Linked DNA regions of Homo sapiens: regions 1, 3 and 4 are each linked to region 2. The links are chromatin loops, found by intact Hi-C in ENCODE. Cell type or tissue: heart right ventricle. All regions are shown on one strand. Links, peaks and the distances in the headings refer to the core of each region. The heading gives the core; the rest is flanking DNA.

What was found. A loop is a pair of places that touch in the nucleus more often than their neighbours do. Peaks named below come from ENCODE experiments on the same cell type or tissue, not always from the same donor. Only the 100,000 strongest peaks of a DNase experiment are listed, where the experiment ranks them.
Region 1: a loop joins it to region 2, with 5 times the contacts of the local background. A loop is called at or near these places in 44 of 110 quality-filtered maps.
Region 3: a loop joins it to region 2, with 4 times the contacts of the local background. A loop is called at or near these places in 27 of 110 quality-filtered maps.
Region 4: a loop joins it to region 2, with 7 times the contacts of the local background. A loop is called at or near these places in 82 of 110 quality-filtered maps.

The regions. Positions count from the first base shown.
Region 1 is chr14:52,064,422-52,072,728 of GRCh38, reverse strand. It overlaps NID2 (nidogen 2), which reads left to right and starts at 3,670. Exons shown (of 22, transcript NM_007361.4): 1 at 3,670-3,962; 2 at 4,566-4,871. The coding sequence starts at 3,735. It overlaps LOC105378180 (a long non-coding RNA gene), which reads right to left and starts at 3,493. Exons shown (of 2, transcript XR_943864.4): 1 at 1,222-3,493; 2 at 1-500. In heart right ventricle, for the core only: a CTCF peak has its summit at 3,753; DNase peaks (open chromatin) are centred at 3,578, 4,048, 4,480 and 4,706; H3K4me3 peaks cover 3,539 bases; H3K27ac peaks cover 3,159 bases.
Region 2 is chr14:51,992,126-52,000,432 of GRCh38, reverse strand. It overlaps RTRAF (RNA transcription, translation and transport factor), which reads right to left. Exons shown (of 8, transcript NM_016039.3): 3 at 6,611-6,710; 4 at 1,853-1,939; 5 at 637-725. Among named protein-coding and RNA genes, the nearest start is that of RTRAF, 6.7 kb to the right of the region's middle. In heart right ventricle, for the core only: a CTCF peak has its summit at 4,103; no DNase peak of the experiment used is centred there; H3K27ac peaks cover 1,581 bases.
Region 3 is chr14:52,265,893-52,269,892 of GRCh38, reverse strand. PTGDR (prostaglandin D2 receptor) reads right to left here and starts at 2,195. Exons shown (of 2, transcript NM_000953.3): 1 at 1,233-2,195. The coding sequence starts at 2,078. In heart right ventricle, for the core only: no CTCF peak of the experiment used is centred there; DNase peaks (open chromatin) are centred at 1,772 and 2,203; H3K4me3 peaks cover 3,471 bases; H3K27ac peaks cover 4,000 bases; H3K27me3 peaks cover 2,910 bases.
Region 4 is chr14:52,123,781-52,132,087 of GRCh38, reverse strand. LINC02319 (long intergenic non-protein coding RNA 2319) reads left to right here and starts at 6,591. Exons shown (of 3, transcript NR_187197.1): 1 at 6,591-6,894. In heart right ventricle, for the core only: no CTCF peak of the experiment used is centred there; no DNase peak of the experiment used is centred there; H3K27ac peaks cover 241 bases.

The DNA of each region.
Region 1 (8,307 bases), core at 2,059-6,058, 73 kb before region 2:
ACTCCTTTATTTCTTGCAGAGTTGTGTTTGTCATGGTGTACTTTCAGGAAATTGTTGTTGAATGGATGAATGAATGAAAGAATGACAAAAATGGGAGAGCAGTGGTAGGTGAGTTGCTAGGCAGCCTGGTAAAGAGGATTACAAGAGTCAGGTCAGATTAGCAGGAAAGGTGGTGTAGGGGAAAGAATGTTGCATTCTGAGCCAGCAGACATGGGTCCTAGTCCCAGGCTGGCTTGCTTGTCTTCACTCATTCAACAAACATTTCTTACACTTCAAGTGAGCCAGGCAGGCATTGCGGCAGACACTGAAGAAGGCAAAATCCCTGCCCTCCAGGTGTGGTGGTGGTGGTGGTGGTGGTGGTGGTAAGGGAAGCATGTGGAGATCAGGATTATGGGAGAGATGTGTGATAGGAGGTATGATCACGGCAAGCACAGGGCACATGGAAGCAAGGAGAAAGGGCTTCTAAATCAGACTGTGGATTCCAGGAAAGCTTCGTCCACCTGAAAGGAAAAGACAGAGGCACAAAATATAACAAAACATTTACTTGAGCCAAAGTGAGGACAGTTGCCCGGAAGACTTAGACCCAAGTAACCCTGGATATGAGCTTCATGCCGCCTTTATTACAAGCAGGTTTTTTACAGGCAGAAAAGGGGGACAGGGAGTAGGCCGATATGAAATTGTTTGTAAGGAATTCACATTGGTTTACAGAAACAACATTGCTCACTGATTGGCTATGCACTGTTAAGCTATAGGCTATGAGTGATAGTGTCCAGTGTGACATTATTAGGTTAATGTATAGTTACTTGTGGCAATAGCAAGCAGTTTCAAGGATGAATACATAGCTCAAAAGGGGGCAGTAGTGTTACTGGAAAGAGTTCCTGATCCAGACCCTAAGAGAGGGCTCCTGGATCTGGTGCAAGAAAGAATTTGGAGTGAGTCTACAAAGTAAAGTGAAAGTGACTTTATTAGATAAGTAAAGAAACAAAAGAATAGGCAGAGCAGTGGCGTCGGCTGCTTGACTGATTATACTTATGGTTATTTATTGATTATAAGCTAAATGGGGTGGATTATTAATGAGATTTTTGCAAAAGATGTGGGGAATTCTTTTCTCTTCCCAGATTCCTGAAGGAGGAGGGTTTTGATTCAAGCCTTAAAGATGAGAAGGTGTTGGCTTGAAATTGACCAAGAAATTGACCTTTTACTGTAGGTAAAAGGACTTACCTGTGAGGATGTTGTATTGGAGAATTAAAGTCTCAGCTTCAGGTGAGACTTCAGGGTGGCTGTGACGGGAGATAAAGTTAGAGACATAAACTAGAGCTACTTTCCAAAGGGCCTTGCTGCAATATAATTTAGTGGTTAGGAGTGGAGGTTTAGAGATCAGACAGAATTGGGTTCAAATCTCAGCTTTGGTACTTACCAGCCATGTGATAATAACTGATTTTTTTAAAATCCCATCTGAGCTTTAGTTTCCTTAACACAACGACTACCTGTTATCAGTTGTCTATTGCTGCATAACAAATTATCCCAAAATGTAATAGCTTAAAGCAACACACAGCTTCTTCAGCTTCTGAAGCTGAAGCTGTAATTCTCAGTTTTGGTTGGTCTGGAATCCCACCAAAACTATAATTATAATCTAACCAAAACTATAATTCTCAGTTTTGGTGGGTCTGGAATCTGCACCTGGCTTAGCTGGGTCCTCTGCTTCAGGGTCTCTTGCAAGGCTGCAATCAAATGTCAGCCAGCGCTGAGATACCATCTCAAGACCCAACTGGGGAAGGATCCGTTTCCAAGCTCACTGACATGGTTGTTGGCAGAATTCAGTTCCTTGCTGACTGTTGGCCAGAGGCTGCCCTCCTCAGTTCCTTGCTATGTGGGCCTCCCCGACATAACAGCTTGCTTCATCAAAATCAATGAGAGGGAAAGTCAACTAACAAGGAAGAAGCCACAATCTTATTTAGCCTTCTTCTCATCACTCTTGCCACACTATGTTTGTTAGAAATCACAAGGCCAGTCCACACTCCCAGGGCAGAGATTATACAGGGGAATGAACACCAGGAAATGGGGATCATTGGAGACCATCTCAGTGTTTGCTTGCCCCAAAGCTCATAGCTTAGTACCACTAAATAAATGTTAGTTATTATTATTATGCTGAATCGAGAGATAAAGTAAAACTACAGAGGGCCAGTAGTTTTATATCAGGGAGTAACTTCAGATGATGTTGGGCAAGTCAAGTCATCTGTCTTTGAACTTTCATTTCATCCTCAGTAAAATAAAAATACCTGACCCCAGAAAGAATGAGAAAATATATGTGCAAGCATAAATATATTTTTGGAACATCAAATATACAACTCTCCACTCTGAGGAAGCAAACTGCTTTGGGCCAGTTTTCCATTTTGTGTCTGCTCTATGAGTCTCACAGTCTGATGTCTTCACGTTTTTTAGCGTTTGGTCCAGTGGGCCCATAGGAATAAACACCTACAAAGAGCAGTGTGTCTCTGGAGAGTCCTTTAAGGCATTTCCAAGGATTTGCTTTTTGGTTTTTTTCTTTCTTTCGTTCTTTTTAAATATCTTTGCTTTTAAGGACCTCATGGGGGGCCTGGGAGAGAAAACAGACTGTCTGGGAAATTTTAAGCTCTTGATAATAAAAATGGTAATAAAATCTCCTCCAGCTCCTGAGGCTTCGCAGAGGGGATGTTTATGGTGGATGGGGTTCCCCTTCTCCTGCGCAGCTGGTTTCGAGGTTGTGCGGTTTCCAGTCCTGCGGAGCAGCTCAGGTTACCGCCTCCGTGGCCGCGGGGGAGGGCATCTCCGACGGCCGCAGCAATGGGCAAGAGATCAGGGTCTTCCCATCCCCGCGACTCGCCCCTTTCTGCCTGGTAACCAAGCGGGATGCCTCATCCTACTCCCCAAACGGAGCGGATCACACACAGTAGTATTTCATGGTCTTTCCTGCTGCGGTTTTCCCGGGGGAAGGTACTTCCAGAGGGTGGCCAAGTCTTCCCTAGCGGCCGGCCTTCGGGAGGGGGACAGAACTTAGGAGTCAGCCCTCTGCCTTCGTACAAAGGCTCGCTTCTCCTCAGGGCGTCTCTGGGTGGAGCGAAGCGGCCGAGGGGACCACGACAATGTCCCTTTGCTTTTCGGACCGATGGCCAGGCCTCCAGAGCCAGGAGCGCCCGGGACCCCAGGGCAGGGAGCAAAGCTCATACCGCAACCCCGCCACCCGCCCGCGCCCTGCCAGCCTGTTGGGGCCACAGCGCGCAGGCCAGCAGCCGCACTCGCCGCTGCGGGGTTCCCTTTGCGCTGAGCTCATCTCCTGCAACGCCGCTGCCCCAAACCTTGCGGGCCATTTGGTCCCGGGGGTGGGGCTCCTTGGGGGCCGCGGGGCAGCCCGGATGAGAGGATGACCCGGGAGCTCCCTGGGGGCGGAGTGGAAGGGGCAGCTCCAGGCAGCCCTGGCCAGGAGCTTTTACCCCGCCAGCCCCGCTGCTCCAGCGGCCGCTGCCTTAGAAAAGTTAACGAGAACCAGATGTGGTGGCCACTGCCGAACTTTCTCAGAGCCGGTGATTGGTCCCCAGCCGAGGGCCTCAGCCAATTAGCTTGCTGGGTGGGCCTGGAGTCCCGCCCCGCCCAGGCGCCCGCGGAGATCCAGGTTCGAGGCTGGCGCGGCGCGGAGAGTGGGCTGGAGGCCGGGGCGGGACGCGTTGTGCAGCGGGTAAGCGCACGGCCGAGCGAGCATGGAGGGGGACCGGGTGGCCGGGCGGCCGGTGCTGTCGTCGTTACCAGTGCTACTGCTGCTGCCGTTGCTAATGTTGCGGGCCGCGGCGCTGCACCCAGACGAGCTCTTCCCACACGGGGAGTCGTGGGGGGACCAGCTCCTGCAGGAAGGCGACGACGAAAGCTCAGCCGTGGTGAAGCTGGCGAATCCCCTGCACTTCTACGAAGCCCGATTCAGCAACCTCTACGTAAGTTCAGCCCCCTCCTGGCACTTTTCCCGCAGCTTCTTCCCTGGGGTCGGTCTCACGGAAACCCTGCCTCCAGAGGGGAGGAAACAGACCCCACTCCTGGAGCCCCCCAGCACCCTTGCGGTGGTACCCGGCCAGAGAGCGATGCCGCTGCCTGCCCCGCTGCTGTAGGGGAGCAAGAATGACCTGGAGGGGAGAGCAAGAATTGTTCGCAGCCACGTACGCGTCCCAGGCAGAAAAGGTGGCGTTGCTAGGGCGGCCAGCGGGCTTTGCAGTTAGGACCGCGAGAAGGCTGTGCCCGTCTGCGGAGCTGGGGTGTTCCCTCTTCAGACCTGGAGGCTTCCTCTCCGAGGACATGGGGCTCCGGGGTTGTGAGGGGAGTGAGAAGATAGGTGAACGAGTTTTAGGGCCCCTGGACCTACTGCAGCGCGGAGCTGGGACAGTCGCAAAAGTTGCGCTTGTTTCCCTGAATCCAGACTCCCTGGCCAGTGGGGAAGGAGAGAGAGGCTTTTTGCCTAAGTCAGTTCCCTTCCCTCCCTGCGCGAAAGGGTAGCGTCCTTGGGCTTGAGCGACTGTCACCTTTTTGTCCCTCTCCTCTCCCAGGTGGGCACCAACGGCATCATCTCCACTCAGGACTTCCCCAGGGAAACGCAGTATGTGGACTATGATTTCCCCACCGACTTCCCGGCCATCGCCCCTTTTCTGGCGGACATCGACACGAGCCACGGCAGAGGCCGAGTCCTGTACCGAGAGGACACCTCCCCCGCAGTGCTGGGCCTGGCCGCCCGCTATGTGCGCGCTGGCTTCCCGCGCTCTGCGCGCTTTACCCCCACCCACGCCTTCCTGGCCACCTGGGAGCAGGTAGGCGCTTACGAGGAGGTCAAGCGCGGGGCGCTGCCCTCGGGAGAGGTAAGTGACCAGGGATATTTGACTGCTGAGGAAATTGAAGGATGGGCTTAAATTCTGGGGCAGCGACCCAGGGACTGGCTCGGAGTTGTTTCTGAGCCTACTCTTGCGCTGAACCTGACCTTGGAGGCAGCAGGGCTGGAGTGGCTTGGGAGTGAGGAAAGACGTTGTCTCTAGGCATCTTCTGAGGCCCTGGCAGGTGGTCACTCCCTTGAGGAAAAAAATGCTTAGCGGATATGAGAGCGGGAGTGCAGATGTGGGAGCCCCTTTGAACATAAGGCAATTTACTGTTTGGTTGCTTATTTTTAGAACCATCTCTAAGTATACAAGTATTTCTAATTATATGTTCATTGAAGGGGAAAAAATCAGAAAATACAGATAATTTTAAAAAAGAAAACAACCACTCATTTTCCCACCACTGATAAACATTTTTCTGCGTACATTTTCAGAGTTTTTTCTTCTGCATATCTTTATTGCTGTCTATTAACAATGATGAGTTTACACTGCACATACTGTTTTATAACTTGCTTTTTTCACAGAATAGTGTATTGTAAATATGTTTCAATGTCAATAAATGTATTTCTACATCATTTATAATGATGCATACTACTGTATCCTGCTATTATCCTGTATAATAGTGGGTGTACCACAGTATGCTCAACCAGTGTTGGGCCATTAAGGCTTTTTCTGGTTTTTCATTATTATAAATAATAGCGTGAATCACTTTTTAAAAAGCTAAATCTTTGCACATGTTCTTAGTTGACATTCCAGGAAGTGCAATTGGTAGGTCAGAGAGGATGCACTTTTGATAAAGTTCTTGATAACTTCTGCCTAATTGCCTTCCAGGTACCAGTTTACAAGTTTCTTAGTTTATAGGAGTCTGCCGTCAATGTGCTTTACAGTCTCTACCTGCGGAAAGTAAAAAATTCCAGGCTCCTGGTCTTTAGTCTTGTCATCAACATTTGAAGTCCTCCAAATGGATATGAGTGGGGCCAGCGTGCTTGGTAAATGGCAAACTGCCTCATTCCTGAAGAAAGTAAGGGCTTCCTTCTATGGAATTAGACCTGAATCTAAAATACCATACTCTAGGGGCTGAAACCATATGATTCATCTCAATTTTAACTTACGGAAATGCTTCTTCACTATAGAAGGATGGTACATGCCCCCTGTAAGAGGTGAGGTTGCTTGCCCATGTCACTGATCTCTATCTTGTAAGGATGCTGTGACTTATATCTTTTGTATGGGGACTCTTTATTTTTTAATTTTTGAGGGTACATAGTAGGTGTATATATTTATGGGGTACATGGGATGTTTTGGTACAGGCATGCAATACGTAATAATCACATCTTGGAGAATGGGGTATCCATCCCCCCAAGCATTTATCCTTTGTATTACACACAATCTAATTACACTCTTAGTTATTTAAAAATGTACAATTAAGTTATTATTGACTATAATAACCTGTTATCACAGGTTATAGTCACCCTGTTGTGCTATCAAATGGTAGGTCTTATTCATTCCTTCTATTTTTTTTTTTTTGGTACCCGTTAACTGTGTCCACCTTCCCCTGACCCCTACTACCCTTCCCAGCCTCTGGTAACCATCCTGTTACTCTCTATGTTGCATAAGGACTCTTTAAATGCAAGGTTTTTGGAATTAAAACTTTTGTCTGGTCCTTTTCTGGGGTGGGGGAGGTTTAGGGTAGAAGAGATTTGTAAATTCCATCTCTCTTTTACTTTTCTAATTAAAATCCACCTGCAGACATTACCATTTGCTAGTTGGCTTCAGAATGTTTCATTAAGAAAACTAGAAATACCATTTGACCCAGCCATCCCATTACTGGGTATATACCCAAAGGACTATAAATCATGCTGCTATAAAGACACATGCACACGTATGTTTATTGCGGCACTATTCACAATAGCAAAGACTTGGAACCAACCCAAATGTCCAACAATGATAGACTGGATTAAGAAAATGTGGCACATATACACCATGGAATACTATGCAGCCTTAAAAAATGATGAGTTCATGTCCTTTGTAGGGACATGGATGAAATTGGAAACCATCATTCTCAGTAAACTATCGCAAGAACAAAAAACCAAACACTGCATATTCTCACTCATAGGTGGGAATTGAACAATGAGATCACATGGACACAGGAAGGGGAATATCACACTCTGGGGACTGTGGTGGGGTTGGGGGAGGGGGGAGGGATAGCATTGGGAGATATACCTAATGCTAGATGACACGTTAGTGGGTGCAGCGCACCAGCATGGCACATGTATACATATGTAACTAACCTGCACAATGTGCACATGTACCCTAAAACTTAGAGTATAATAAAAAATAAATAAATAAATAAATAAATAAATAAAAAAGAAAGGGGAAAAAAAAAAAAAAAGAAAGGAGGATTCTGTTTGGATAGGGGATGTTCTTTCAATTACCCACATTGAAGTTTCTTCCAATATTTTAAAGAGCTCTGGGACTTGAGTTCTTGTTTTAATAGTTCTTTGGAGATAGACTTTGGCAAACAGTAATCTAATTTGCTTGAAGGACTGAGTTCTACATGGCGTTCTTAAAGTTTGGCTTACTAACTTTATATTGCAAAGTTACTGGAAACTGGAAGATTCAAAGCAATGGCATCTTTGCCATTAAAAACAATTGCAGTTGGTGCCCTTTTTCTCCATGGATATTCCTGTCAGGTGTGACCAGATGTTGCACCTGATATTGCAGGAATGTCAAGGTGTAATTGTATCTGAAAAAAAAATGTGAACAAATAGTGTTTGTCAATTCAGTTAATCTGAGATTTCTTGAACTCTCATAGGTAGTTCACAGAGCAAAAAAGTTATGGTGTAGACCTTTGAAATACTTATTGATGGGAGACATAGAGGACTAATGTTTAGCTGTGCTTTTTGTGGGGAAAGAGGAGTGTTTTGTTTTTGTCATTTTAGGGATGGGGTTAGAGACAGCTGAGTTATATAGATCTCTGTAATGTGGGGAATGTTTTGTTTATCTGGAATTTAAGTCAGGTTGAAAGGGCTAAAAAGAATGGATATTGAGAATGAGGTATCAAGAGAGATTGTTCTGAGCAAAAACATGACCCAGGAGAAGGTTGAGAGAGCAACCTATTAGCAAAGGGGCCAGAGAAATGGATGAAGGAGTCACAGGCAGTAACATAAGACAGATGAGTGCAAGGTTGCCCGCTATGGTTGAATATTTGTCCCCTCTGAAAATCATGTTGAAACTTAATCCTCAATGTGACAGTATTGAGAGGTGGGGCCTTTGAAAGGTGACTGGGTCATGAGGGCTCTGCCCTCAGGAATGGATTAATTTATTCATTCATGGATTACTGGATTATCATGGAGTGGGCCTGGTTGCTTTATAAGAAGAGGAATTGAGACCTGAGCTAGCACATTAGCACACTCAGCTTTGTCGC
Region 2 (8,307 bases), core at 2,391-6,390:
GATTACTAGGAATAAATCTTCTGAAGTTTATGATTTCTCTCAGAAACAAGAGACCTCTTTCAGATTACTGGGATTCCTGAAGTATAGTTATGAACTGAGTGGCCTATCTAGCATCGGGGACAGAAAGATTCATTTCTCAAAGAGATTTTGGGGTTATATATTTTTGACCAAATTCACCATTACTCATTTGGCATTTTCGACCATCTTAACAAATGCAGACTATGAATCATTAAAAAGACTAACTAAACAGAAGTAGGGTAATGTGGGAAAAACAATGGACCACAGGGTTATAGTGCTTAAAATCCTGGCTCTGTCATTTTCTGTGTCATCTTAGACATTATCCTCATTGAGTCTCAGTTTCTTCATATGATATATATTTTTAAAAAGATATTAGCAGCTGTCTCTAGGATTGTTGGCAGGATTGAATGAGAACATCTTTGCAAAGGATTTAGCATAGTGCAGGCAGAAAACAGAATCCAAATCAGATAAAACCATGAAATCTACTTTATGTTTCATATTCTTCTGTGTATTTTAGTCATTCAACCATAATTTTAATATCAATAGTTAATATTTAGAAAATAAAGACATTTTTCTATGTGCACAGTTTCTGTCAAGAATCAAGAACATGAAGCTGACCTTAAGCATTACCAGGTAATCATCATGACGCTGAATCTGAAGCAGGTTAGCCAAAGCCATCACACCAGCCTTAAAATCAGGATTATTTACTATAAAAGATTAAAAACAAACAAAAACTTACAACCCTGCAAACGTATAATTACAAACATATTTGTGAACATACAAAAACATTTTTAACTTTTCGGTAGCAACAAATCTCTTAGTTTTTAAAACTGCTACTCACAAGAGAAAAAAGAAAGCCCTGTAGACTATCAACAATTAAATAAATTGGTAAGATAAAATGGTTTTCCTATTACTGTATGAGACGGTCCCCAACTTAGGATGGTTAGACTTGTAATTTTTTGACCTTACAATGAGTTCAGTGGGATGTAACCCTAGTGCAAGATGAGGAAAATCTGAACTTACAGTGGTTCCAACTACAATTTTTCAGCTTTACAATGGGTCTTCCGGGGTATTAAATGCATTTTTGACTTATGATATTTTCGACTTTGGGACATGATCTCATCCTAAGTCAAGGAGTATCTGTATTTCATCAGCCAAACTGAATAATCCAATAAATGACTAATTTAACTCACATTATATTTGTCCTGTAACTTTTTCTGCAAGGCTAAATTATACAGCACTTTTAATTAACATTTCTTCCCAAGGCCATTAATTTTAGTACATAGATCCCCTCCATGGATAGTTTTCCCAAAACCTTCTCTCTAAGCAGCAGCTCTGGAGTGTCCAAGAGGCTCACTCATTCAAAAGGGTTAACTCCTAAATTATAGGTCACAATGAATTAGCCAGTGAACAAATATTTTACACATCATAATTTAGGTAATTAGATTCTTCATATTTTTAAAAAGGGAAATTACTAAAAGATATCCAGGACTTAAAATAATGGAAAATTTTACCACTTGTCTGATAGAGTCATTGGATTAAAAGAAATTTACACATTCAAAAAGGCAAACAATGACCCCCATGATTAAATACAAATCAAAACTCCAAATTACTAGAAGCAAATCAAATCAACATTCAGATATTCAAATGCAAGGGGAAGGAGAAAGCACATCATAAAAACATTATAGAGAATAAAATGTTAACATAAATGCTGTCTGCATGGATCCTTCTAAATTTACTAAAACCAAGTAAACCTGGACTTCATTCTTCAAAGAAAAAAACATTTAAAAAACCAAAAATGTTGATGTTCAATGTTATGCATTTATATACTCACCATCCAAATTGATCAATGGTTCTGCATTTTTAGTTGCATTGTCAGCAGTTTTTGAATTATCAGGTACTAAATCCTTGTATTTTTCAGCTATAAAAACAGGCAAAAATATAATTTGTACAACTGCAACTCAAGGTAAAATGACTACTGCTATTTACCAAATTTAACTGAGCCAAAATGATTACAGGTTGAGTTTCCCTTACTGGAAATGCCAATAATTTCCAATTTTAAATTTTTTCAGACTTCGGATTATCTGCATATATAAAATGGGATATTTTGGGGATGGGACTGAAGTCTAAACACAAAATTCATTTTTATGTTCAATGTACAACTTATACACATAGCCTGAAGGTAATTTCATATAATATTTTTAATAATTTTGTGCATGAAATAAAGTTTGTGTTAAGTGCTTATGTGTGGAAATTTCTACTTGTGTCCTCATGTCAGTGCTCAAAAAGTTTTGGATTTTGGAGCATTTAGGATTTCAGATTCTCGGATTAGGGATGCTTAACCTGTATAAGCATAAAACAATTCATTCAATCAAGCTTAATTTTTGCTATAGAAAATGTAAAAAGACAATGTAACTATCTTTTTGATTAAGCTAAAGCAATTACTGGACTATGTGACACAAATATCTTTTCATTAACATTTCTAAAGGCAATCATTTCAAACATGTAAATTTTAGGAAGGTAAAAATCTGCTTTTACAGCTTCCTCTGAAATCTGGGGTAGAAGAATGGGAGGAGGGTTAAGTATAGGTTACGTAAGATTAAATACAAACTCATTAAAAAGTACGCTTCCCCCCATCTTCTTTTGAATGCTGTACATAAAATCCAAAAACCTTGCTTTCCCCAAAAAAATCAATACATCAAATACACCATCATATACAAACCTCAAACTTATTTCATGGAAACTTGAAATTCAGAATTCCAAAGGTAGATTTTATTATTTTCATTTGAAAAACAATACTTCAAAGGAATTCAAAAATAAAAACACTTATTAATAATTCACTAAACTTAATGTTCAAAATGGCATCTTAGGCTATACAGTGCTTATGGGATCTGTTAATGAAACGAGGAAAAAATAAAAGCATAAAATTTAAGTCAGAGTTAAAAAGGCTTCCACTGGCCAAATCTGGAACAGTATCAACAGCAAAATACGTGATGACAGAAAGGATTATAATCCATTGAATAAAATAAAAATCCATGTATCTATACTGATTTAAACAAGTAAATTAGAGATGGGAAAACTTACAAGAGAAAGCCAACAAATAAATGTAGAAAAAATGATGAAATTAGAGAACACCTTTTGTCGATTAACATAATAAATGACTGAGGCAAGAATCATCATATGGTTGCTAAAACTAGTGGGGGAAACTTGAGGCGCAAAAACATAATTGATACAGTCTCAAAGTACCTCCCCACAAGATATATTTATTACAAAGAGGAAAATAGTAACTTTACAGTGGAGAAACCATAACCTAGTGATCAAAGTAACATAACTAGTAATGGGACATATCGCTATCACGTATCTCCTAATATGATGCACTAAAAAGAACACATCACTTCTGTGTTACTCCTAACAAAAGTATAAACCCCAAATCTAATCATGAGGAAACATCATATAAATCCAAATTGAGGGACACTCTACAAAATAAATGTCAGGGTCATGAAGCACAAATAAAGACAGGAACTGTTCCAGATTTTAAGATACTAAGACAGATGTAACAACTAATGCGGTGCATAATCCAGGATTGCTCTGGGTTATTTTTTTCTTTCGAGAGAAGTGGGGGGTTTGGTAAAATGTGAATAAATAATAGTATATCAAAGATAACTTCCTGATTTTGATCACTGTACTGTGGTTATATAAGACAAAGTTGTTTTTAGGAAATGCACTTTAAAGTGTTTAAGAGTAAAAAGGAATCATCTATAATTTACTATCAAATGGTTTGGAAAAAAATGGTGTGTGCCTCTGTGTAGAGAGAAGGATGAAGCAAATGAGGTAACACGCTACATTTGTAGACTTGAGGTATATGAAAATCTTTGTACTATTTTGTAATTTTTCTATACATCTGAAATTATACATTTAAAAAATTTCAGTTATTGATCATGTTGACAAGCTACCAAAAGGCTTCAAAAAATAGTAGAGCGCAAATAATAAAAACTCACAATGGTTTCAGCAAATTTTAAAATAAGTAACTTAAAAGTCAAGGAGGCAACATATCAATGTAAAACCACAAAAGAACATCAGCGCCTCCTACCGATTAGAGACAGTATTATTTGACCAATTTTCAAGTCTGTTTTTGCAATTCTGAATTTTAATAAACAAAACTTGTTTTCTAGCTTAGACTTTTAATATACTTTTGATACCATTCACCTTCAAGTATATGTTGACTTCCTTTTTCAATATTGAAAAATTTACATTCCACACACAAGCTTCTTTTATTCACTAAAAGAACATGCTATTACTGAGAAATACATGTACTTACTAAAGTCAACTGCAGGTATACATGACCATATGCATCTACCATTGAAGGTTAACGGGTTATAAAAATGGAACAAATAGAATAAAACAAATAAACTGAGATGTAAGAATTTGGGAATAAATGAAAAACAGTTTTGATAAGCTACAAATTGGCTCATATACAATTCCTACCAATCCAGAGCAGGGTAGATAAAAAGACCTTGTTAAAGGCCCTAAAATCAATACTACACTAAAGCCATAAGGCTTATGAATACATGTATTTTCTAAAGAAAGAAAAGTTTTTTTTTTTTAAATTAAATGGAAAAGTAAACGAAGTCTCAAATTGAGCTTTCCTTAAGATTTTTGCCATAAGGCTTCTGAAATTTAAGTCTGAGGCATCAGCAAAAAATTGGCTGATGCTCCAAATCAGTGTATGTAAACACTCACATATACTGCATTCGCCACACATTACTGAAATTGATAAGCACCTGTTGTGTGCAAGAAACTATGTCAGGTACTGTGACAGACACAATATTGACCTGTACCCCCCAAGATGTCCATGTCCTGATCCCTGGAACCTGTGTATGTGTTACCTTACATGGCAAGATTTGCAAATATGATAAAATTAAGGATCTTGAGATAGGGGATTATCCTGGATTATCCAGGTGGGCTCAGGAGGATCAGAGCCAGAGACAAAGTTATGACAATGGAAGCAGAATCAGATAAGAGACTGGAAAATGCTATGCTGCTAGACTTGAAGAAGGAAGAAGGGGCCAGAGTCAAGGAATTCAGGCAGCCTCTAGAAGTTAAAAAAGGAAAGAAACAGATTCCCCCGAGAGCCTCCAAAAGGAACCTGCCTTGCTGACAACTTGACATGAACCCAGTGAGGCTAATGTTGGCCTTCTCATTCTAAAATAATAAATTGTGTTTTCAGTCACTGAGTTTGTAGTAATTTGTTACAGCATCAATTGGAAGCTAAGAGAGGTACCATGTAGGAATCAAAGCTGAGTATCAGTTTACAAATTACTGGGACGAATAAGACATAGAAGCAAAATGGAAAGTGGTTAATGACTTAAAATGTATAGGGTTAAAAGCTATGGAAGTTCAGAGGGAAATTATACTGCTGCTAAGACATAAGACAGCATATGAGATGGATCTTAAAAAGATGGGTAGGATTTAGATGTGTAGATAGAATGAAATGGTATATTAGCCAAGGGAAAAGTGTGAACAAAGAAACAGAGGGGGAAATGGGATATAAACAGGAAGCACTATTATTCTAATTTAGCTGGGATGTCAAGATGTGAATACAGGTTGGATATCAGTCATCATTAACTACCATGCTAAGGAGCTTAAAATTCTTTTTATAGAAAATGGGAAATTAGTGTTTATGGATATGTATGTTTATTAATATGAATATGTAACTGGAACTGTTCTTTGGAAACAAGGAGTAAGTGGCATCCTAAAATAGATTAACGTTTCAGAAAGTTAGCTTGGTTGGCCATGCAGTTAAGAACAGAAGGTGACACTAATGGGAGATATTATAATACTCCTGGCAGAAAGTGACAAGAGCCTGAATTAGGATTATGCCAATGGGAATGAAGATACAACAAACATGAGAAAAAGTCAGTGTAGGTGGGATGAAGGGAAAGGGATAAGCCAAGATATAAAAAGGCTTCCAAAGTAAATAATTAAGAAGACTGTAACTAACCGAAAAACACAAAATGCAGGGGATGCAGATAAGATAATCAAATCTTGCATTTAGATGTTGGCAGGCCTTTCAAAATGAAATGGTCTAATAAGAGAAAACACCCGTTTAAAGAAAAATTGTTTTTACTATAGGTACTAACATTCAGAAGCTTCCAACCATAGAAGTATCTGTGCTAAGACAGTAAACATAAGTAATATATTCTGGCCTATAGAGTATTAATGTATATTGGCATTAGACATGTTTCAGTCTTTTGAGAAATTACCTACTGCAACAACACTTCAAAGTCCCATCAATTCTGGGACACTAAAAACAATTTAATTTGAAAGGCTAAGGTGCAGACCATATTATCAAAGTAGTGTTACTCTGTGAGAAGACAGTCAATTAGCCTTCTCCAGAGGGCACCATTTCCAAATTCTAACAGAAATATATAAACACCAATGAAAGACAATAAAAGTGCTTTTAACTTGTGATAAGAATAAACCAAAGGTAAAATAGTACTAGACAAAACAAACTGCAAAGTTCCCTACATTTTCACACTCCCTTTCCCATCTTTCCTCTCTCTTTAAAATACACATTCCCCACAAAACGTACCATTATCTCCATATTCAAGTCTAACAGCTAAACCAAGAAGCCAGTCAATAGCTTCTTGTCGATCTTGAATCTTGAAAGGACAGTTAACATCTCTGAGATACTGTGAGGGGGAAGAAAAGAAAACCACCAGTTTCATTATTACCATAAAGTCACAGAAAAAAGAATGGGAGAGTTGAAAGAGACCTTAGTTTGGATCTCTAACAATTTTTTAATAACATTACTACACTTTTGATGCAATTATATAACCCAACAGAAGGGAACATTTAAGTGTATCATCTTAAGAAAAAAAATAGAATACGACAACTTCCTCATTTTATAGATGAGAAAGCTGAGGCCTAGAGATTGACACTTGCCAAGGGTTACACAACTTACACCTGGGACTAGAATCTAAGCTTTCTGATTCCTAGTCTCAATACACATAGAGCAATTAACTAAAAAGAATAACTTTAAAAAGGATATACAATAAATCATTATCTATCTAAACCTTAACTTTCATATTATGGAAATGCCACTGAAAAGAGTAGCCATGTAACATACATGTAGGGTGTAACCAAGTAATTTAAATAAATGTCAGAAGCTGTATATTCAAATAAATGTTGCATATAATAGTATTATATGTAACATTAATTATATGTAATATAAGATTATAATAAAATCAACTTGAAGGATAATAACTGTTTAGGTTCTGATATGTTGAAATTATTCTTACTGTCATTCCAGGTGTTTCACATCAGAAATACGTGTGTGTATATGTACATATATACACACACATACATACATATTTCTTTTTTTTGAGACAGAGTCTTGTTCTGTTGCCCAGGCTGGAGTGCAATGGCACAATCTTGGCTCACTGCAACCTCCGCCTCCTGAGTTCAAATGATTCTCCTGGCTCAGCCCCCTGGGCAGCTGAGATTACACACATGCGCCACCACACCTGGCTAATTTTGTGTTTTTAGTAGAGACGGGGTTTCGCCACGTTGGCCCGGCTGGTCTCGAACCCCTGACCTCAGGTGATCCACCCATCTTGGCTTCCCAAACTGCTTGGATTATAGGCATGAGCCACCGTGCCCAGCCTAGACAATTTTTTATATTCTCCAGATACCTTTCTACATGCAGAATTCTGTACTGTCTTGTACACATGAATAGACCATAAAATGTAATATAAACAAACATAAAATCCTAAAAATATATTTCAAAGTTTTAAGAAGTCCACTGAAAATTTTAAAAATATTTTCTAAGAGCAAAGGAAAAGAATACAGTAGTATTAATAGTAGTAGTATAGAGGCATTGGCAGTAATAAGCTTATCACACTTGCTATGCGCCAGGGACTTCTGTGAACAATTACTCATTAAAAACAAAGCCACACTTATGAGATAGGTATCATTGTTACCCTCACTTATTGATGAAAAAATTGAGACACGGAAAGGTTAATAACAATGATGTAATTTATACAATCCCTAATTTATAAAATCACTGATTCTAGGGAGAAAGTGCCTAATCACACTGCTCTCGCAAATGAAAAACTTAGCCTTTTTCAAGAAAAATATCTCACTCATCAAATATAACTGATGAAAATGTTTAATGTAAGAAATGACACTAAAAGCATTTTTATTCTAATCTGAGAATTCTTTTTTATGCAAAAGTGTTACTAAAACTAAATCAATGGGAAAATGATTCAAGGCACAAAAATATGATAT
Region 3 (4,000 bases), core at 1-4,000, 270 kb before region 2:
GCTGGTGATTCTGAGCTGGTGATTCTGAAGACCACTGCTATATGTCATCTGCGCCTATATCTACATTTAGATAGATATAGATTTATGTATTTGTTTATTTATTTTGGGGGCATACTGTTCCCACCCCTGCATGCTGATGCCCCAGACTTCTTTTTCCGCAAGCAGTAAGGCCTTCATTTAAAGGAAAATCGCTTTGTATTTCCCTTTCATTCACCATTGAAAGTAATATCCAAAATGGCTACATTCTGAGAAGAAATTTAACAACTTTCCTATTCACAGAAGTCTCAGGATTTCGAGAACGTGGGATTGGCAATGGAATTTCTGTAAGTATTGTTTTTGTTGAACAGGTACCTTGGGAGAAAGGAGAGGAGCAGCACTGAAAATGTTTCCTCAAGCCTCACCTACTCCCAGGTGTCTTGGCGGGGACTCCAGGAACAAATGCCTTCAAAATGAGGAGATAATTTCATTTCCATCGCTATCCTCATTACCAAATTGAAACCGGAGATAATGGCTTTCATGTCACCTCACTTGCCAAGATACACTCAAAACCCGTCAAGTCAGGTTGTCAAAACGACACCAGCAGCTAAAACATACAAAGAGCCTCGGCCTCCATCGCCACAATCCCTGGCGGATGCAGCACCAGAAACAGCAGCCGTGGCGTCTCAAAGTTTACGCACGCGTTTTTCAAAATTAAAACTATGCATCTGCAAATCACTCTGGCTGGCTTAAACCTCTTTTTCCCTTTCTATGCCAACACCGGGGAGAAGATCGTCCCAGACGCCATTCGCCCATTTCTGATACCACTGAAGTCATGAGCAGGTCTAACAAAATAAAACATCACCCAGCCGTCGGGAAGTAGAAGACTCCTGTTGCCAAGGAGAAACTAAGTTCTGCTCCTCCTAAGGCGCAAAAATGACCTCGAGATCTCCCCAGAAGGAAGCAGAGAGGAGGGAGTTCTGCCACATGGAGAGGGTTTTGCTGGGCTAGGGAGACACCGCCGGGCTCAGCCTTTCCCTTCCTTTCTCTAACTTTCCCTCATTTCGCTCCGCAAACTGAGTTATATCTCGGGGCTGTGGAAGGAATCCAATTTGGGGAACTCAGCAGCAAACCTTCCTGGCCCAGGGCGCAGCTCGCCTGGCGCCGCGTCCATCCCGATCCGCTCCACCCTTCCCGCCCCGCATCCGCGGCCGGACAGTCTCAGTGCCCTGCTGCCTCGGGGCCCGGGGACTCACAATTACGGGCAGAGAACACATAGTGAAGAGCACGGTCATCAGCGCCAGCAGCAGGAGGTGATCCAGCTCCTCCAGGGGCTGAGGGGACGCTTCCCTCCCGTCCGCGCGCGGCTCGGCACAGTCCCTGGTGCAGGAGCGCGGGTGCCGCTGCAGCCGCCGGTGCATCGCATAGAGGTTGCGCATGGCGCCGAGGTTGCACAGCACGGTGGCGAGGACCAGCAGCGCCATGAGGCTGGAGTAGAGCACAGAGTACCCCAGCACCGACAGCGAGCCCTCCTCGTGGACCATCTGGATAAAGCACCAGGTGCCGGGGCAGTACTGCACGAACTTCCCGAAGCCCATGAAAGGTAGCGCGCAGAAAGCCAGGGAGAAGGCGCTCACCACCGGGGCCACCAGTGCGCCCAGGCGCAGGGTGATGTGCCGTCGGTAGAAGAAAGGGTGCCCTAGGGAGAGCCAGCACTCCAGTGCCATGGCCAGGAGTTGCAGTGTCGAGGAGAGCCCAAAGAAGGACATGAAGAAGGCGAAGGCTTGGCACAACGAGTTGTCCAATGCGGGCGCAAGCACCCGCAGACTCCGGTTCTGAGCGTAGGCAGCCAGCACCACCGGGCTTAGGAGGCACTTGCCCAGCAAGTCGGTGACCGTCAGGCCACACACCAGCATGTAGAAGACCGAGGGCAGCGGGCGCAGTGGACGCCGCGAGCACCACCCCAGCCCCGAGCGCGCCAGCAGCCCCAGGGCCAGCAGGTTGCCCAGGAGGCCGGTGCTGAAGAGCACCCCGCCCATCACCGCCGAGTTGCCTTTTTCCACAGAGGTGGTGTTCTGGCAGCGGTAGAACGGCGACTTCATGGCGTGCGGGAGCAGAGGGCTGGAGTGAAGGCTGCGGAAGGGCGAGGGCCCCGGCGCCCGGGTGCTAAGGAGCCCCCGGCAGCTCCGCGCGCGGCTCGGGCGGAGAAGCTGCGCCACAGAAAAAGCTCCGAGGGCGGCGGGGTGTTCCCCACGGCAGGAACCTCCTATCTAAACTCGCGGGTCACACCCCTCTTTGAGAGGCGGGACGCTCTGCAGGGTGAGCGCCTGGCGCTGGCATTGAAGAGCGCGGAGCAGGCCAGTGAAGAGCTCGGCCCTGACGCGCTGCGTTCTCAGTAGAGACAGACTCTGGTGCCGAGTCGGAACGGCAGGAGGAAAATAGCCAGAATTCCAAGCACCCAACACCAGTCCTTCTAGCGAGGCAAGAGAAGAACTACTAAAGTGGAGGGGAAATTAAGCAGCAGCCACCTGAGAGGAGGGCAATGGTGCTGGTGTTTGAACTGGGGTGGCCAAGAACTCGAAAGATGAGCGAAGAGGGGAGGCTGAGAAAGGGCTTCTACCTAGTTGTCTTGAATTAGCTAGTCAAGGAAAGGTAAAGATAACTCACGTCTGGAAAGCCCCTGAGCCTTAGCTCCTCTTCTCTACTAGATCAGCGCAATTTGGGGCATTCACGGTCATCTCCATTGCATAGGCGAGGAAACTGAGGCCTTGGAAAGTTAAGTGATCTGCCCGTGGTGACAGAGCTACAGAAGTAGCAGAGCCGGACCTCTCACCCGATCTTCTATTTTGGAGTTCATCTGTCCTGTTCCCATGACTCCTCCTCCCAAGAAGTTGTCCAGATTTCAGGGAAGTGGTTTGTGGGAAAGCCAAGAGCCGGTGTTGGTCCTGGGTGCCATGAATCACATTGACTGTAGAGAGCTGGGGGGAAGGGCATGGTTAGCAGCACTGTTGCTGTCATCAGATAGGCCTGGGTTTGAGTCCAGGTTCTGCTCCTCACTGTGTGTGTGACCTTATGGGACTTGCTTAGCCTCTCAAGCAGTAACATCTATCTGGCCTGCTTGGCTCTTCTGAGGCATAGAAATAACACGTAAAGAGCAAGTACATAGAAAGTGCTCAATTCATGCAATCACCATGATTCTTATTTGATAGAAGGGTGTTTTGGTAGCTGATGTTTAACTGCAGTTTTTAGCATGGATTTTGAAATCAGAAAATGGTAGATTTGGCATAGAGCTTTCTCACTCCTCTGATTTGTGGCTACTAGAAAAAATTTATTCCTGTTTGGGCTTTGACTTGGCTGCATCATAAAGGCAAGGGAGTTAATTGTGATAAGCGTGATTTTATATCTTTAACTAGCATTCGATGCCCTGTGAGAGAAATTGGCTTTGAGTGTGGAATCTCAGTGGGATGACTAAGGTTTTGTTATGTAAGTGAGTAGATGATGCCTGGGCTTGAAACGGCTCATTTTTAGGCCTCATGCCAGTTCTGATGGACAGACTCAGGGAAAGAGCAAGACCCTTGGGATTTAGATGTGAAAGCCTGAAGGGTAGACAGAGAGGCTGCCTCCAGACTGAAAGTCTGGCCAGTAATTCAGGCCACAGGGTGGAAAAGAAGAATCTAAGCTTGGAATTAGATAGTTCTGAACTCCACCACTGGCTGTGTGACCCTGGGTTAGTTGTTCAACCTAATGGAATATGAGACTTATGCTGAACTTGTGGGGTTGTTGTGAGGTTGAGAAAACTTGAAGTGCTTTGGCATAGTGTAATAATAATAATAAGAGCTAATATTTATTGGTCCTGATGCAGGTTGGACACTCTCTAAGCCTTTCACTTATATTGACTCAATAGAAGGCCTTGTATAGAGTTAGTTCCCTTGTCTTCTACCTACTCTCTCTCATTCCCATCTCTAGCCCCTAGCACATAAGAATGGGTTTAGAAGAGCCCCACTCGACTTAATGAAGTGAAAGG
Region 4 (8,307 bases), core at 2,133-6,132, 130 kb before region 2:
CCTTTCTCGTGATGACAATTTATGCTCCCGGGTTTTGGTTGCTAAAGGATCAAATACACTTTAGATCTAGAAGTGAATGAAGAAGTGTGTCTGTAAAAGAACACTACTGCCACCTCAACAACAAAAAAACCATTTTCCTCCCAGCCTAACATAGGTAGGTCCTGCCGTGGTCTTGGTGGTCGACCACTGGGGGGCAGAAGAGGATAAAAGTTTTCCCTAGAAGGTGCCTTGTCGACGGGAATCATTGGTCTCCCTGGCGCTTTTCCAATTCTCTCTCTGTGATCTCGTTCAGGCTAACTCTCTCAGAGGTTTTAGAGGAAATTACAGTTTGATCTTCCGGGCAGGAAGGTTATGTAGAGCACTGGTCCTCAAAATGTCCTCAGATTCCTGGGGATCACTGAGACCCTTTCAGGAGGTCCTGGAAGTCAAATTATTTTCAGAATAATAACAAGATATTGTCTTTTTTCCCTGGGTTGATACCTGCACCAATAGTGCAAAACTGATGGTTAAATCTGCTGGTAGCTTAGCACAAATCAAGGTACTGGCACAAAACTCTTCTAACAGTCATTGTATTCTTCACTATCACACACACGCAGTTAAAAAAAAAAAAGCCAGTTTCACCTAGGAATGGCCTTGATCAAGTGGTAAAAGTTATTGATTTTATCAAATCTTGACCCTTGCTTGGATTTATTTCCTTTTACTATTCAATGTGACAGAATGGGAGTACACACAGAACAGTTTTGCTGCATACTGAAGTAGGATAGTTATTCTGAGGAAAAACACTTCTGCAACATATACAAGATTCCTCCCTTTTTGGGGAACATCAATTTTACTTTAAAAAAAAAAAACTAAAAAAGTGACTGACAGAGAAATTATGGTTTTTCAGACTTCAGTATTTGGCTGATGTTTTCTCAAAAATAAAGTGAGCTTATCCCTTTAAGGAAAACAAGTAACTACAGTATGTGTGTTAATGACAAAATGTGAGCTTTCAAGCAAAACTTGGAAATCTAGAAAACTTGTATCTACCACAGTGAGCTTCACAAGTTCATATCTGAAGACTTTTCTGATCAATCTGATGGTGATATTAATAAATTTGATATTTTTTGTATTGTATAATGAAATGTGTCAAAATGGTGATGATTTGCATAACTCACTGAATGACTATTTTACCCTACACATAGTAAATTAAAAGATCTATTCAAAGTGTAAGACAATAAATGGATTTTAATATAACAGAGTACAAAAAGTTCATTGATATGGTTTCAGATTCCATATTACTACTAATCTTTCAAAAACTAACATTTTGGTAATTTGTTTTTTTTTTAATTGGCCACAAAAATATCTGAAAAGCTGTTGAAATACCCCTTCTTTTTCCAACTACTTATCTGCGCAAGGCTGGATTTTCTTATGTCAATCGAAACATGTAGGGCCTGGCGCGGTGACTCACACCTGTAATCCCCGCACTTTGGGAGGCTGAGGTGGGTGGATTACAAGGTCAGGAGTTCAAGATCAGCCTGGCCAACATGGTGAAACCCCGTCTCTACTAAAAAATACAAAAATTAGCTGGGCGTGGTGGCAGGCGTCTGTAATCCCAGCTACTTGGGAGGCTGAGGCAGGAGAATTGCTTGAACCCGGGCGGCAGAGGTTGCAGTGATCCGAGATCGAGCCACTGCACTCCAGCCTGGGTGACAGAGTGAGACTCTGTCTCCAAAAAAAAAAAAAAAAAAAAGAAAAAAAAAGAAACACTGTATTACAGCCAACGGAGAACAGGAGCAGATATGAGGCTCTGCTAGCCACTAACCACTAATTCTACCATGTTTTGAATAAACATTCAGGAAAGTAGGTGTCTTGATTTGTTCCCCTGTCATTTAATTACTACAAATAAACATGACTTCCTCCTTTGTCTACAAATGCTCTTCTTTTGAAAACCAAAGATCTTGACCAGGATACTTTTACTAGGCAACCTGTGCTTTGCTAACAGCAATATGATCTATCACTTATATTGTAAATGTTTTTAGTTTACAAATACTACGCATACATTCCACTCAAATACTCTGAAGTCAAGATGGGATTTGCCCAAGGTTGTGTAGTAAACAGCAGCAGAGTCACTAAAACTCTGTTTTAATGACTTAAGGTCATTTGCTGCCCCATGACACCGCTTGATCTGGAAAGTGTCTTCGCCTAGGCAGTTTGCCAGAAGAGGGAGAGAAGAAATTAAAGAGACCAGATAACTTTGCATTTGGTAAAGAACAAATCTGTCTCTCTTAGGCAGGAGTGAAGAGGATGAGATTCTTGTGTGTGGTAGGTTATGGGTCTGAACTACAATTCAGATTCTTTTTAATTTTTTTTTTATTTTTTATTTTTAGATACAGTCTCTCTCTGTTACACAGGCTGGAGTGCAGTGGCACGATCTGGATTCACTGCATCCTCGACCTCCCAAGCTCAAGCGATCCTCTCACCTCAGCATCTGAGTAGCTGGGACAACAGGCGCCACACCACCACACCCGGTAAATTTTTGCAATTTTTGTAGAGATGGGGTTTCACCGTGCTGCCCATGTTGGTCTCGAACTCCTGGACCTAAGCGTTCCGCCTGGCTCGGTCTCCTGAAGTGTTAGGATTACAGGCATCAGTAATTGCACCCGGCCAAACAATTCAGGTTCTTTTTTGTTTTGAGACCGACTCTCAAACTGATCGCCCAGGCTGGAGTGCAGTGGCACGGTCTCAGCTCACTCCAACCTCTGCCTCCCAGGTTGAAGGGATTCTCGTGCCTCAGACTCTTGAGTAGCTGGAGTAAGCCTAATTAATTAATTTTTTTTTTTTTTTGTATTTTTAGTAGAGATGGGGTTCCACCATGTTGGCCAGGCTGGTCTCGAATTCCTGGCCTCAGGTGATCCCGCCTGCCTCCGCTTCCCAGAGTGCTGGGATTACAGGCGTGAGCCACCGAACCTCGCACATTTGTTACATTTGTAGACAAGCGGGACAAAATGAAGGGAGGGAAGCTGTGTATAGAATGAAAAAGGCGATTCTTCAGGAGTTAAGAGTAGTTTATAGAATCTGTCACCAGTGTCTTTTCCTTGTATTCTCTTTTCCCGTTTCACACATCTCTTTCCTAAAGAGTTGGCAACTTTAACAATATTTACATTTGCATGGCCCCTCTCAATTTTCAAAGTATTTTCGCAATCATTGTTCACTAAACCTCAGACAGAGCCTTCCCTCTGTGAGGAAAGCTCACAGAGTAGGTGTTATGGGCTCCTGGTGCCTTGGCAAGCAGAAGTATTTCAGGAGCTAGGCGAGCTGACTCTAGCCTAGTCTGGAGGATGAGCTGGTAGGATGGGGAGAGCCTACCCCAACTCAGCTGCCCACAGCATCAGCACCACCCTCCACTTGGAAAAGAGGAAGCACCAGAACCCAACGTTCCCCCAGACAAAAAGCCCCAGAGTTTCTGATTCAGTTCGTTAAGGATGGGGCCTGGGAATGTGCATTTCTATCACGTTCCCAACAGATGCTACCGGTCTGGGAACTACACTTTGAGAACCACTGCTTTAATTCATACCATATGTTTGCAGAATTAGTCCAAAAACTTGTATGTTAGGTGACACCTGATAAAAGAAAAAGTTCATCTGAATTAAATTTAAAGAAGTTTAATTGAGCAATGAACAATTTGCGAATGGGGCAGCACCCAGAGTCACAGCAGATTCACAGAGACTCCAGCACAACCACGTGGTGGAAGAAGATTTATAGACAAAAAAAGGGAAATGACCTACAGAAACCGGAAGTGACGCACAGAACAGCTGGATTGATTGCAGGTTGGCATTTGCCTTTTTTTTTTTTTTTTTTTTTTTTGAGACGGAGTCTCGCTCTGTCGCCCAGGCTGGAGTGCAGTGGCGGGATCTCGGCTCACTGCAAGCTCCGCCTCCCGGGTTCACGCCATTCTCCTGCTTCAGCCTCCCAAGTAGCTGGGACTACAGGCGCCCGCCACTACGCCCGGCTAATTTTTTGTATTTTTAGTAGAGACGGGGTTTCACCGTTTTAGCCGGGATGGTCTCGATCTCCTGACCTCGTGATCCGCCCGCCTCGGCCTCCCAAAGTGCTGGGACTACAGGCGTGAGCCACCGCGCCCGGCCGGCATTTGCCTTTTTTGAACACAGTCTGAACACTCATCAGTGTGTGAGTAGTTGAAGTATGGCTGCTGGGATTGGCCAAGACTCAGCTATTGTTACAGATGCATACTCCTAAGTTAGGTTTTCAATCTTGTTTATTAAGCTAGGTTACAGTTCATCCCCAAGGACTCAAATATAGAAGAATGGAGTCCTTCTCAGGCTATATTTATTTTGCTTTAACACACCTATGTCCTTGAAGGAACCCATGAAGAGCCCTTTCATGAAGAGTCTGTTTTGCTGATGAGGAAGATGAATAGAAATAAGCAACTTGTCCAAGGCCATGCTGAGAGAAATTTGGTAGAGTCCGTCTGAAGTAGACCCATGATCTTCTGATTCCTTACCAAGGGTAGTTCCTAAGGCTGTTAGTCTTTCACAACTTTCTTTAATAGCAGACAGGGGTGATTAGCAGTTGCTATTTGTGAAATGTCTAAGAGTTGATGCCTGGGATGGCCCTTGAGTTCACAGCTGTGAAAGTAAACCCATTACAACTATTTTTGTTTGTTTGTTTGTTTGTTTGAGATGGAGTCTCACTTTGTTGCCTGGGCTATAGTGCAGTGGCCTGATCTCGGCTCACTGCAACCTCCGTCTCCTGAGTTCAAGCAATTCTCCCCCCTCAGCCTCCCAAGTAGCTGGGACTATAGGCGCACATCACTACACCCGGCTAATTTTTTTTACTTTTAGTAGAGATGGGGTTTCACCATGTTGGCCAGGCTGGTCTTGATCTCCTGACCTCGTGACCTGTCCGCCTTGGCCTCCCAAAGTGCTGGGATTACAGGCGTGAGCCATCGCACCTGGCCCCCCATCACAACTATTTTATGGTCTGGGTCCCAGATTTTATTCACCTCTCTACCCCGGCAGCAACCTACACAGTGTTTCCTGCCTTCTAGGTGTATTAAATAAATACATGTTGGCTGAGCACAGTGGCTCACACCTGTAATCCCAGCACTTTGGGAGACTGAGGCAGGAGGATTGCTTGAGCCGAGTTTGAGACTAACCTGAGCAACATAGTGAGACCCCATCTCTAGAAAATAAGTTGAACATGAGCATGACCTAATAGCAATGAAAAAAGAATGCTCCCTATTTTTATCCATGACACATTATAGGAGATAAAAATGTCCTTCAGCGTACCTGAGATTATCAAGGATAGAAGTACATAAAACATTAAATTTCAGCTCTTTAGAATTATATGCCTAAATGCTGTTGGGTTTCCAAAGATAGTGGATTTCAACCCAATTTAATTTTAAAAAATGATGTTCACGCTAAACAAATAACTGTGCTGGGGTTGTAAGTAAGATCTAGTTTCTCACTTACAGGAATTTAGTGTCAAGTGGGAAGATGCAGAATGTTCGTAATTAACTACAGTATTACATGAAATAGAATGTGTTACCTGCCAAAATAGAGATCTACAGTGCAAAGAGACAAAAAGGTGAGAACTGGCTTTCACTTAGGAGAGTGAATGAAGCATTTGTGGAGGAAATGGTATCTGAACCGAGCCCCTAAAGGGTAGGTGGATCTTGCCTGTTAAAGAGAAAGAATCTTCTGGGCAGAGAAAATCACATGGGAAAAGAGATAGGCACAAAGATCTCTTGGGAGCAGCTACTTTTCCATATGGACTGGGCAGGGCACGCGAGTGAAGTATGAAGTTCAACTGGAATGTCATTGGGAACAGCCAAGGCCGAGAACTATGGAATAGTTTTGAGCCAGGGGAGATATGATCAGGGCTGTGCTGCAGAGAAAGTGGCTGCAGCAGGGAGCAGTGTGGAGGGCAGGGGGAAGAGATAAGAAGAGAGAGGTGAAGAGTTGGAAACCAGTAAGAAGGACACTTCAGAATGTGACATGAGTGAGAGAGTGGGTTTGGGCTCCTCTGTGGTAAACCTCATTTTGAAACTGGTTTCACTCGCTACCCCTGCAATTTAGGCTTTAAAATAAGACTGTCTTTGGACTTTAGTTTTCTCACCTGTGAAAGGAGAGGGTCGATGCTGGCTCAAGTCGGCCATCTCTGATGGTCTGTGATTCTAAGCATCTTATTTGTCATCTGCTACAAATCCAATTCTGGATGGCTGAGGTCACTTCTCATCCTTAAAATTTGCTAACATGAATTTGGTGTTGTTTGGTGCTGTTTGCAATTGGAAATCCCACTGATATGGCCATGATTTGGGGCAGGATTGGGAAGATGAAATCATTGAGTTGGAGTTTATTCCAATTTGCCTTATTTAAAACTTATTTCAGTTATACCAACTTTTCAAGCATGGCTGAAAAGAGAAAATATATCTTGCTGGGTTTACAAACTCGGGGGACAGGAAGTAGGTTTCCAACTCTGAACATGTGGTAGGTTACTTAGGTTACTTCTTGTAAACACAAGGATTTTACATCAGGGGCAGAGGCCAGATTTCATGACTATAACTGGAAATCTTAGGAAACAGATGAATCATATAACCCATCACTTCAACTGGAAAGCAAATGTATCCTACTATTAGAGTTTATCTCGAAATGCTTTGGGAAATCTCAGGGGGCTGGAGGAACCCTCAGCTCAAGCCATTTGTGGGATGTGTTGGTCCGGCATAGACTCCAGCCAAAAGACCAAATATTGCCTTTTGTTGTTTCCTGGAGGGAAGGATATGGACAACAATGATCTGGCCGTGGGGAAGATTCAAGGGAATAAAAATGAATCATCACCAGCCACCAGGAAGCACCAGGAGCTCTCTAAATGGAATGGAGGCCTCCCATACCTTGGGTGGGTGAGGTAAAACAATAGCTGATGAGGGAGACAGAGGCGGAGATAGGAACACTCAGCTTTACTGAGACTGGCAACCATGGTGAAGGAACTAACCAAAAGAAATATGAGCTTGCTGCTGCCCCGAATTTCAAAAGAAATCACTTCGGGGCTGGTTTCCTGTAGTGTCCCTTAGGGAGGTCATTTTTTTTTTTTCTGAGCCACCCCTGGTGATTTCCTCATCAGCTGCCCCAGCTCTAGTATCCACCATGAGCAATGTCATCTGCATAATAATGTGGAGAATGTAACCAACTATTCACTCCATGTCCAAAAGGGCTCTGTGAACTATGAGGCTACAAAGAGCCTCCAACCAGAAGACTGGAGTGCTAATTGCTGCCCTAGGAAGGAGGGTGGAGGGACATCTGCCCTCCAGTTCAGGTCCTCAGCTGCGGCTTTGGGGGAATTTTAGACACACCCTGCTAGTTGCTGGACCCTGGGACATAGGATTTGAGCTGGATTCTTTCTTGTCTTCTTGTGCTTTTTAAATAATGTAATTAATTAATTACCTTTTTAAAGCATCCTTATATCTCTCCATTTATTTTTGTCTTCTTTAGTGTTTCTAAATAAAGTCTTTTTTTAACCTTTAAAAATTAAGGATATTTTCAAACATACAAAAATTAGAGGATAGTATGATGAACCCACACCACCTAACTTCGATATCTGACCAAGTTTGTTTCACTTATGTCCCTTCCAGTTTTTTTCTAGATATGTAAAAACACATTCGAAGTATCATGTCATCTGTAAAGTCTTCAAAATATATTGCTAGCAGATAAGGAGTTTTAACAAATAACAGTACTACTATTATATGTAACAAAACTAGTAATTTTTTCACCTCACGTAATGCCCAGTGATCCACTTTCTCTTGTTGTCTAAAATGTCTTTTTTGAAGTTGGCTTGAGTTGGAAACCAAGTAAGATCTATACAAAATACACGTTAGTTCCTCTCTTCTTTTCATGCTATTCATTCGTAGAAGAAATCAGATAATAGGTTCTGTAGAATTTCGAGCTTTGGCTTATTGCATTCTTGTGGTGTTTTCCCAAGGAGCCCTTGTGTCCAGATGGTGGTCTTTCAATAACATTTCCCAATTTTTTATGATTACAGGGTTTTTGCTTATTTGATTTTATATTTGTATCTTGTTGTTCCTATGCTGAAAAGCTCAGTCTCTATATTAACATAATTACTTGTCAACTTTAGCTTACAACACATATATAGCTTAAAAATAATAGGCAATAAGACTACTGAACCTAGGTTAAGAGTTCTCTGCAATAATTCCATGGAGATAATATCTTCTTTTACATCCCTAAAGATATTTACTATAGTTCCTTTCTGCATTGATGTTTTCCTTTATTTTCTTTATCATTTCTGTTTCACTTT